2 separate regions of the Homo sapiens genome follow, and region 1 is linked to region 2. Evidence: chromatin loops called from intact Hi-C (ENCODE). Cell type or tissue: K562. All regions are shown on one strand. Each heading gives the region's core, and the rest is flanking DNA. Links, peaks and the distances in the headings are about the cores only. Region 1 overlaps LINC03136 (long intergenic non-protein coding RNA 3136). Region 2 has its middle 15 kb from the start of EI24.

What was found. A loop is a pair of places that touch in the nucleus more often than their neighbours do. Peaks named below come from ENCODE experiments on the same cell type or tissue, not always from the same donor. Only the 100,000 strongest peaks of a DNase experiment are listed, where the experiment ranks them.
Region 1: it touches region 2 in a loop (24-fold over the local background); 22 of 110 quality-filtered maps call a loop at or near these places.

The regions. Positions count from the first base shown.
Region 1 is chr11:125,871,783-125,877,161 of GRCh38, reverse strand. LINC03136 (long intergenic non-protein coding RNA 3136) reads left to right here. Exons shown (of 2, transcript XR_007062935.1): 1 at 1-2,916; 2 at 3,477-3,806. Among named protein-coding and RNA genes, the nearest start is that of LINC03136, 8.4 kb to the left of the region's middle. In K562, for the core only: a CTCF peak has its summit at 2,458 (motif pointing right); a DNase peak (open chromatin) is centred at 2,481; H3K4me3 peaks cover 626 bases.
Region 2 is chr11:125,552,125-125,557,503 of GRCh38, reverse strand. No RefSeq gene overlaps it. Among named protein-coding and RNA genes, the nearest start is that of EI24, 15 kb to the left of the region's middle. RefSeq lists cis regulatory regions at 3,196-3,462, 4,094-4,627. In K562, for the core only: CTCF peaks have their summits at 3,335 (motif pointing left) and 4,420 (motif pointing left); DNase peaks (open chromatin) are centred at 3,323 and 4,343.

The DNA of each region.
Region 1 (5,379 bases), core at 253-5,252, 320 kb before region 2:
TGTTCTGTGCATTTTAGGATGTTTGGCAGCATTCCTGGCCTCTACCCACTAGATGCAGCAGCACTCTTTCGATTGTGACCATCAAAAATGTCTCTAGACATCACCAAAAGTCTACTGTGGGAGTTACAACATCCAGGATTGAGAATCAACTATTTTAAATAAAAGGAAGACTAGACATGCCAGATTGTGAGTGAGGTTTTCTTGTATTTCTTTTCTTTTCTTTTTTTTTGAATTTTACTTTAAGCTCTGGGATACATATGCAGAATGTGCAGGTTTGTTACATAGGTATTCGTGTGCCATGGTGGTTTGCTGCACCTATCAACCCGTCATCTAGGTTTTAAGCCCCTCATGCATTAGGTATTTGTCCTAATGTTCTCCCTCCCCTTGCCCCCCACCCCCTGACAGGCCCCCATGTGTGATGTTCCCCTTCCTGTGTCCATGTGTTCTCACTGTTCAACTCTCACTTATGAGTGAGAACATGCAGCGTTTGGTTTTCTGTTCTTGGGTTAGTTTGCTGAGGCTGATGGTTTCCAGCTTCATCCATGTCCCTGCAAAGGACATGAACTCGTGAATGAGGTTTTCTTTACATCATATTTCTTTGTATCTGATTTACTTCTTAAATTTTTAGAAATAAGAGATCCTCTGTCACTTTATCCAATTACCTCCACTGGTAACATCTTGCAAAACTACAGTGCAATATCACACAAGGATATTAACACTGATAAGGTCAAGATAAAGAACAAAGTTCCCTCATGTTGCCATTTTATATCCACACCCAATGTCTTTCCACCCTAACTTCCTATTTAAATGGAATCATACAGTATAGAACTTTTTGGGATTTTTTTTTTTTCACTCAAAAAATTATCTGGAGATTCATCCAGGTTGTTGTTCTTTTCCATTGTTGAGCAGTATTCCATGGCTTGGATGTATCACAGTTTGTTTAAACATTTACCCGCTGGGGGACATCTGGATTATTTCCATTTTTTTTTTTTTTTTGCAATTTTGAACAGTGTTACTATAAACATTCACATACAGATTTTTGTGTGAGTATGTTTTCATTTCTCTGGGATAAATGCTCAAGAGTACAGTTGCCTGGCTACATGGTAGTTGCATGTTTAGTTTTAAAAGAAACTGCCAAACTAATTTATTTTCATGTACATTTTACATTCCCATCAGTGGTGTATGAATGATGCAGTTTTTGTGCATCCTCACCAGCATTTGGTGTTGTCAGTTTTTAATTTCAGCCACCCTCTAGGTATGTAGTAACATTCCATTGTGGTTTTAATCTACATTAAATTCAATGTAGCTAATAATGTTGAAAATCTTTTCATGCATTTTTTATTTGAATATTCTCTTTAGTGAACTGTTTTCATGTCTTTTGCTAATTTTCCAGTTGTATTATTTATTTTTTTAATGTTGAATTTTCAGAGTTCTTTATATATTCTAGATACTAGTCTTTTGCCAAATAGGTGGTATGAAAATATGTTCTCCTGGTCTATAGGTTGTATTTTTATGCCCTTAATAGAGCCTTTCACCAAGCAAAGCTTTTAAAATTTATTAAGTCCAATTAATTAATTTTTCCTTTTATGGATCATACATTTAGTGGCAAGTCTAAGAACTCTTTACTTAGTTCCAAATCCCCCAAATTTTCTCCTTTTTTTCTAAAAGTTTTATATAGTTTTACATTTTGTATATTTAAGTCTGTGATCCATCCTGAGTTAATTTTTGTATAAGGTGGATATGGTTTGGATATGGTTTGTTTGTCTCCACCAAAACTCATGTTGAAATTTGATCCCCTATGTGGTGATGTTGGGCTGTGGGACCTAGTGGGAAGTGTTTGGGTTTTGGGGGTGGATCCCTCATGAAATGGCTTTGCATTCTCACTCTGGCAACACAGGAATGGATTAGTTCCCATAAGAGTGGGTTGTTATAAAGCCCAGATGCTCTTCAGGTTTTCTCTCTTTGTACCTGTTCTCTTCTCTTTTGACCTTGTCTGCCATGTTATGACACCCTCACCAGAAGCCAGGGTGGCCATGTCCTTGAACTTCCAAGCCTGCAGAACCATGAGCTAAATAAACCTCTTTTCTTTCTAAATTACCCAATCTCAGGTGTTTAGAGAATGGTTTACCCTTAGAGAATGGTTCTGGTGAACTTCTGGATTTAAAATCTCCTTACTAATTAAGTACTGTTTTAACTGGGGGCAGAATGTGTGCCTTAAAAGAACGTAGGGACCTAATGGCTGTTTTCCTGCTGATGGGACAGTATCAGAACTAAAATTTGGCTTTGGAGGACATTTTACTCCTAATTGTTGAAGGCAGTGTTTTCGCATTCACAGAAGGGGCATAAAGCCTGGTCTCTAGTATAGGGGTGCAAAAAGGGAGGAGAATTGGGAGGCTAGAGTGTTACAGCAATGGACCAACGCTGTGCCTCATGGAGAGGATTCCTATTCCACTAGGTGGCGACGTTGACCTAGAAATACCGTGCGCTTCCCAGAGGAAGGGTAGAGGGAGAAATGCTTATTGAGAAGGGCTCTTTGCTCCTAGAAAATGACAGAAAACAGCATTCCCTTGTGCTATATTCTCAGTTACTATGGCATTCGCTAATCTTTCCTAACAGGACTATTTTCCTGAACTGTAAAAATTCTCAAACACTGCATACACAGAGAGGATAGGAGACATGGCCTTTGCGGATAGGAAATGAGGAAATTTTGCGATAGGACAGCTGTAGATCCTGTTGCGGACACCCAGCCGGGCAGTTGGAGGTGGGGTCAGTCCAGAAGCCTTCAGATAACACCAGGGTGTAGTCCTGGCGAGAAATCTTCAGTTGCTTCAGGACCTTTTCTAGCCCCACGCGACGGCTAGGTCCTCCGTGAGAGAAAACTGGTTCGAGAAGCATGGCCAACATTCCCAATGATCCGTGAGTATTGAGAAGTTCTCCATGTTCTCCCAAGCAAGCCTAACATCTGAGACTTCCCGCATGGCGGCCGCCCTATTAGCATTTAGGTGGCTATAGGATGCCCATTGTTTGAACTTAAGATGGAGGCCGAGAGCCTCCAAATGAAAGGACAGAGTTGAAAGTTAAGTTCTGCGCCTGTACTCACCCCTCTGATGAATATACCTTCTGTTCTGATTCTGATCCTGGGCGAGTCCCCACAATGAAGTGGTGTTGTCTGTCTGGGGAAATAACTGAGGTTCGTTGTCTCGCGCTAAGGAGAACAAAGATGTGGGCACACAGGGAATGGGTTTAAGAGCAGAAAGTTTAATAGGTGAAAGAAACAAGAGGAAAGCTCCCCTGTGCAGAGGGAGGGGGTTCCGAAGGGATCTCCCGGGTTGCGGTGGGAAGCGGCTGGTTTTATAGAGGGCTTGAGGAGGCAGTATCTGATTTACATAGGGCCTAGGGATTTAGTTGGACCAAGTGTGCCATTTACATAGTCCACAAAGAGGCTGGCCATCCCACCCTAATCTTTCTTTTATTAGGCAGATGTGGTTTCCACCTGGCCGGTGCCATGACACCCACACACATGGCGACAAGGAGAAGGGAGAAGAAAACCTATTTGTTGTATATACCTGGCTTTTGGCACAGCTGCCGGGATTCACCTGTGCAAGTTTCCAGCTTGCTTATCTATGCTTGCAGCTTGATTTTTCAGGCTACTTTCTGTTAGAAAAGAAATGATTTGGGGGCTGCTTTCTATTAAAAGAAAAACCTTACCAAGGACTCCTGTACCCTCACTATCTGCCTAAATAATTTCTTAACGCCTATATTATTCCCTTTAAATAAATTTTTTTGTGGTGTTTGTCTTATTGTTATTAGGTTATGAGAATTCATTATACATTCAAGAAATATATAATTCATTATATAAAAATAGTTTTATAAATTAAATATAAATATATAAATATATAATTTATTACATAGTCAGGAAATATATTCAGTCCTTTTTGGGAAATATTTTCTCTCAGTCTATAGTTTGTCCTTTCTTATACTTAACAGTATGTTTTTTAGAGCAGAAGGTTTTACTTTAAAAAATTATTAATATTATTTTGACTGATATCTTTGACTAGAACATTACTGGTGTATAGAAATGGCACTGATATCTGTACATTAATTTTGTATCTTTAAACTTTAACTGAATTCATTTATCAAATCTAAGCGATTTTTGGTGGAGTCTTTAGGGTTTTCCAAATATAAGATTATATCGTCAGTGAACAGGGATAATTTGACTTCCTCTTTTTTAATTTGGATGTCTTTTATATTTTTCTCTTGTCTGATTGCTTTGGTGAGGACTTCCAGTACCATGTTGAATAAGAGTGGTGAAAGTAGGCAACTTTGTCTTGTTCCAGTTCTTGGAGGGAATGCTTTCAACTTTTTCCCATTTGGTATGATGTTGGCTATGAGTTTATTATATGTGACTCTTATTATTTTGATTTATGTTCCTTTGATGCCTAGTTTGGTGAGGGTTTTTATGATAAAGGGATGCTTAATTTTATCAAATGCTTTTTTAGCATCTATTAGATGATCATATGATTTTTGTTCTTAATTCTGTTTATGTGATGTATCTTATTTGTTGATTTGCAAATGTTGAAGCATTCATGCATTTCTGGTATAAAAGTCACTTGATTGTGGTGTATTATCTTTTCAATGTGTTGTTGAATTTGGTTTGCTGATGTTAAATACAGTGAATTCTAAATTTCTCTTCAAAGGATCAGTATGTCAGTATGTTCAGTTCTTTGTTCTCCATTTTAAAGTTTAACTTCCTCATTCTCCTCATCTCCTTGCCTCTAGTTTCAGTAAACAACCTTTTACACCAGTTCTAATCAGTAGTTCACATCTGTTCCCCTGCTCACCTGCTCTGCCCTGAGTCACTCCTGGTCACCTGCTCTGTCCTGAGTCACCTCTGGTCACCTGCTTTGACCTGAGTCACCTTTAGTCACCTGTTCTGTAACCATCCTTCCCACCAAAACTGCTCACCCCACCACTCTGGTTCATAACCCTGCTCTCTTTAAAATAGCCAGGCAGAATTAGCTTAGACTGTGTGGTTCAACCCTTGCCAACAGGGGAATGACACAGCAGTAGGGGCTACCTGCATCAGGGATAAGACCCCCTTCTCCTTCTTTGTTCAGGTGTGCTCTTGCCATTGCTCCATCTGTGAGATGCACCCTTCTACAGAAGTAAATTGCCTTGCTGAGAAAATTTATGCTCGAGTGCTGTTTCTTTTGCAGCACTGAAATACAAATACAAATTTGAGGGCTCATCCAGGATTCCCATTCTCTTCTGGGGAGGGTCTAGATCTCTCCCGTGAGGAGGCATGCCCGCTGCCTTGTTACAGTGGCCTCAGGGGTAAGGAATCAAGACCCACCTAGTGTGATGAATAAACCCAGACTC
Region 2 (5,379 bases), core at 264-5,263:
TTCACAAACCTTCCACAACTTGCTCAAACCTTTAGCTTTATCCTACATAATTTAAAACAATCCTTTAACCCTCTAAACTAGGCAAAAATTTACATTCCCATGCCTTCTTGTAATCTTTCACTAAAAGCACATTTCAGTTTTCCTCACACACCTTCCAAGTAAAACTGCCTTTTTTTCATAAGTCTCAATTACATGTTACAGTGCTAACTCTTAGCAATTTTTCTTTTTTTTTTTTTTTTTTTTTTGGTGAAAAACCTGGTAAGTAAGCGATTATAATTATGTACTAGGTGTGGAGCCCAGGACACCAGACAGAAGTCCACATAACATCTGACTCTTTCCAGCATAATCAGGGGGAATGGCTAACTCCATATGTCCCCAGGCCTCACCTAGAATCTAATGGCTCCAAAGCAGGTAAGTTGAACAATTTTCAAAAGTTAAAGAAGCAGTTTATTACCTTAAAGAATTTAGCAAATCTAATATCTAACCTGCCTAATTTAGACCAAATGTCTTTATTTGACCAATAATCTTTAAAATTTTTTATTTCCCAAAGCTTACTAAAGTCACATGAACTAAAAGGCATTAGTTTTCTAATTCTCTGACAAAAAAAAAAAATTATTTAAGCATTTGCTATTTCTAAGCTAATTAACAAGAGCTCCTTCAAACATAAACGTTACACACATAACACATATAACTACACAGAAGAAGATCCAGTAGTTGTAAGGGTTTTCATTTGCCAGTTTTTAAGTTTCTTAATTAGATTACTGGCTTCAGGATGCAGTTCTCTGAGGAACAGGGCTAGGAAAACATGTAGTTTCTTGGGCCTAATAAACAGCATCTGGAAAGCAAAACAGATCCCAAAAAATTCAGGGTCCCATTTTCATACTGTTACATTAGGTAGCTAGCCAGGCATGAGCAGGGCAGGAAAGGGCTCACCTCCACCCAACCAGGAATGTCAGGCGATGATCAGGTGATGGTTTGGCAGTTGCCACACTGCCTCTCTAAAAATTATAATTGGTCATAGAGGCCAGGGAGAGACAATTTCCCAACGGATAAAAATGCTAGATATTGGTAATCAGCAGCTTCCAATAAAATACCAGGAATTGGGGGAGTGAGCTTTGGCGTCTGCATTATCAGATAAAATGGTGAAGTATGACCTTCCAGGGGCATTTCACCAGAAAAGGGAAGAAATCTTCAGGTGGGCAGGTGTACAACAACTTCTTTTATTTTTATTTGTTTTAAGATGGAGCCTTGCTCTGTGGCCCAGGCTGGAGTGCATTGGCAGGATCTCGGCTCACTGCAACCTCCGCCTCCCGGATTCAAGCGATTCTTCTGCCTTAGCTGGGACTACAGGCACATGCCACCACCCCCGGCTAATTTTTTTATTTTTAGTAGAGACAGGGTTTCACCATGTTGGCCAGGATGGTCTCAATCTCTTGACCTCATGATCCACCCGCCTCGGCCTCCCAAAGTGTTAAGATTACAGGTGTGAGCCACTGCGCCCAGCCAGGTATACAACTTCTTAAACACACCGCACAAGCTTACCTCCCAAGTTTAAGGAGAGCACTGTGCATGTGGGCAGCTCACCCTAAGGAAAGAGAATGAAGGGAATGTGGTGTAAGGCTAGAAGTGTGCCAGTGATATAGCAGTTAAGAAGAAATCACTTAGGCAGATAGGAAGGGTATGGGAGTCCTCAGTAAGGCTTTTCTTTTTGATGAAGAGCAGCCGCAAATCATTTTCTAACAAAGAGCAGGCTGCAAGATGGAAGCTTGCATGGGTGAATGCAGGCAGGAACTGAGGACTAGACATGTTCAAGGCGGAGGCTCCATCGTCCCTTCTCTTCCAGCCACATGTACTGTAAAGGAGCAGACAAGATGGCACTAATCAACTAGAAAGCCCATTTGCATAAAAACATTAGGGTGGGACGACAGCCTTCCCCATGCACTGTGTAAACGTCATACCTGATCAAACCAATCTATGAGCCCTGGGTAAATCAGAATTGCCTCCTCAAACTGGACTATAGAACTCGACACATTGACTGCTAGCTAGTCTTTTCCACTCAAGGCCCCTTCTTCTATACAGGAAGCTGTTTCTCTTTCTCTTCTACCTCTGTTCCTAAACTCCTTGTGTGTGTCCATGTCCTAAATTTCCCTGGCAGGCGACAATGAACCCCAGGTTATATTACCCAGACAATGTAGCTGCTTCATAATGGGGACCTTGCCTGGGATACCAAGGTATAGCATTCATCAGAAGAGTGAGTAGAGGAGTGGACTCCAACTCTGTCCTTTCATTTTGAGGCTCTCAGCCTCCATTTTAGAACTAAATCAAACCAAATACTGGGCCCCCTTTAGCCATTTAAAAATGATTAGTGTGGCTGCCAGCCTTAGAAGACTTGGGGGACAGGCTTGCTGTGGAGAACATGGAGAAGCCCCAGTATCCATAGGATGCTGGGCATATTGCCCGCCCCCCGCCACCTTTTTTTTTTTTTTTTTGAGACAGTCTTGCTCTGTCACCTAGGCTGGAGTGCAGTGGTGCGATCTCGGTTCACTGCAACCTCCGCCTCCCAGGTTCAAGTGATTCTTCCTGCCTTAGTCTCCCAAGTAGCTAGGATTACAGGCGTGTGCCACCATGCCCAGCTAATTTTTGTGTTTTTATTGGAGACGGGGTTTCACCATGTTGGCCAGGCTGGTCTCAAACCCCTGACTTCAGGTGGTCCACCTGCCTCAGCCTCCCCAAGTGCTGGGATTACAGGCATGAGCCACTGTGCCTGGCCTGTATTGGCCATGTTTAAACCAGTTTCCTTTCGTGGAGGACTTAGCCATCACATGGGGCTGGAAGAAGTCCTGGAGCAACTGAGGATTTCTGGCTGGAGCTACCCCTCAGTGTTATCTAAAGGCTTCTGGACGGACCCCAGTCTCTGACCACCCCAATGGGGTGTCAGTAACAAGATCTCCAACTTTCCTATCATAATTTCCTCTTTTCCTGTCCACAACGGTCATATAGCTTATCCTCTCTGTGTATGCAATGTGTGGGAAGTTTTACAGTTCAGGGAAGTAATCTTGTTTGGCAGGATCAGGGAATGTCATAGTAACTGGGGATACAGCTCAAGGGAAGGTGTCTTTGTAATTTTCTAGGAACAGAGGTTCCCCCACAACAGTGAGCATCACTCTCTGCCCTCGGTCTAGAGAGCACAGGGTATTCCCAAGTCTCTCTCTGCCCTTTGTCTGGTGAGCACATAACACTTCCAGGTCACTCTCTGCCCTTGGTCTGGAGAGCACATGGCATGTCAAGCTCACTCTGCCCCTAGTCTAGAGAGCGCAAGGTGTTTCAAGGTCAACAGTGCTCCCTAGTGGAATAGAGATCCTCTCAATGAGGCATATTGTTGGTCCTTCACGGAAACACCCTAGCTTCCCAGTTCTCTCCCCTTTGTGCACCCCTCTACCAGAAACCAGGCTTTATGCTGCTTCTGTAAACAGGAAAATTCTGCCTCCAACAACTAGGAGTAAAATATACTCTGAAGCCAAATTTTAGTCTCGATACTGTCCCTTCAGCAGGAAAATGGCCATTTAGTCCCTATGTTCTTTTACAGCACCTATTCTGCCTCCAATTAGAATGGTACTTAATTAGTGAGGGGATTTTAAGTTTGGAAGTTAACCAGAACCATTCTTTAAGGGTAAATGCTTTAGCATGGGCCATAATAGCAGGATATAGTGTTCAATCTCACACGCCCCTTCCATTAAAGGGGCTTTGTCCAACTATTACGTAGTTTTTCTTGAGATCCATTTTTAGGGGAGCCAGGCCCATCACATAAGTCTAGGAAGTCAAAGGGAAATCACAGGGAGAGGACTAGAGCCACTTGGGTGAGTGTGACTAGCCCTAGTTGCTTAGTTCCTCTTCTTCCATGGCTGGGGGGGGTCATACCTGCAACCATGGATGGCATGTGCCAGGACCCAGAAATCATGGATGGAAAACAGCAGGAGGGGACATCCCCACTGTCTTCCTCTCCACCCTGGGTCACACCAAAAGAAAGGAGACTAAAGGGATGCCCTTTTCTCACTTCTTTTTCTAGATGGGTACCATCTTCAACCTGCACTCCCCTGGAGTGCATTCTGAAGCACTGGGACCCCTTTCACCCTGAGACTTTAAAGAAAAAGTGGCTCATTTTGTTTTGCACAAGGACATGGCCTTTTTACTAGACCTTTTGCAAGCATTCTAAAATCAACACAGCTCTTTTAGCAATCTTATCTGGCAGGCCCAAAGAGAATAATTCCCCAAAAGTAAAAAAGCAACTTCTGGGGGAACCATCTGAGGAAGCTATCGGGTGTCTCAGCCCTTCCACTCCCCCTTATCTGGAGCCACCACCAACCACACCACCAGCTCTTCCATCTCTACCATCTCCAAAATTTCCCACTCCCCCGGCTTCAGTCTTCCCCCTACAGGAAATGCCCAATGGAGCTGATGCTACTAGGTTTCAAGTTCCCTTCTCATTACAGGATCTTAAGCAAATAAAGGGAGACTTAGGCTGATTTTCTGATGACTCTGATAGGTATATAGAAGACTTCCAAAATAGGTATTTGTCCTCTCATAGCGGGATGTTGTGCTGCTCCTAAGCCAAACCCTAACCGCAGCTGAGAAGCAGGCAGCTATGTAGGCAGCAGAGAAATTTGGGAGATGAGCAATATGTCTCCTATAGTAGGTCTAAAAGGAAAAGGGACAATAGAAAAGGTGAAGAAATAGGGGAAACACCATCCCTAATAGGAAGAGAGGCAGCACCTCTTGACAACCCTATTTGGATCCCCTAGACTTTTCTATGGTATCTTTCCTTTCACAGTTTAAAATAGTTCTTTTACAATGTTCTTCCAACCTGGGAAAAGCTGACTTCCCCAAACCTTAAAATGCTCCACTTAGGGTTGAGCTAGGAGGAAGGGAACCCAGAAGCCTGACATGCTGGCAAAAGGGTAAAAGTTTTTTTTTTTTTTAACCAGTCAAGCTTTTGTCTTCTCTCTCCCTATGCAAACTGGCAAAAAGCATAATAAGAATCATTGTTTATATTCTCTGTAAAGTTTTAATTAATGAAAAAGGATTTGTGAGGTTGGTCTTAAGCTGTAGTCAATCTGGTGTACTTTGTGAGTCTTTCTGTATGGTTCTGTCAAAAGAAAAAGGGTACCTTAGGTTAGGATGCAGGCCCAGGACCCCATAAGCCTGCTGTTCAAGCCAGCACAACAAAATGGTCAGTAACAAACTAGGCTACAAGTCTCCATCTTGTTTCATGTCCTTGGGCACATGACCTGTAACCACATGGCAATACTTTGTTTTAGTCTCTGCCATTTTACAATGGTGGCTGTATTCTTGTACCAAGTCAATTCCTGGGTGAGGGCCACA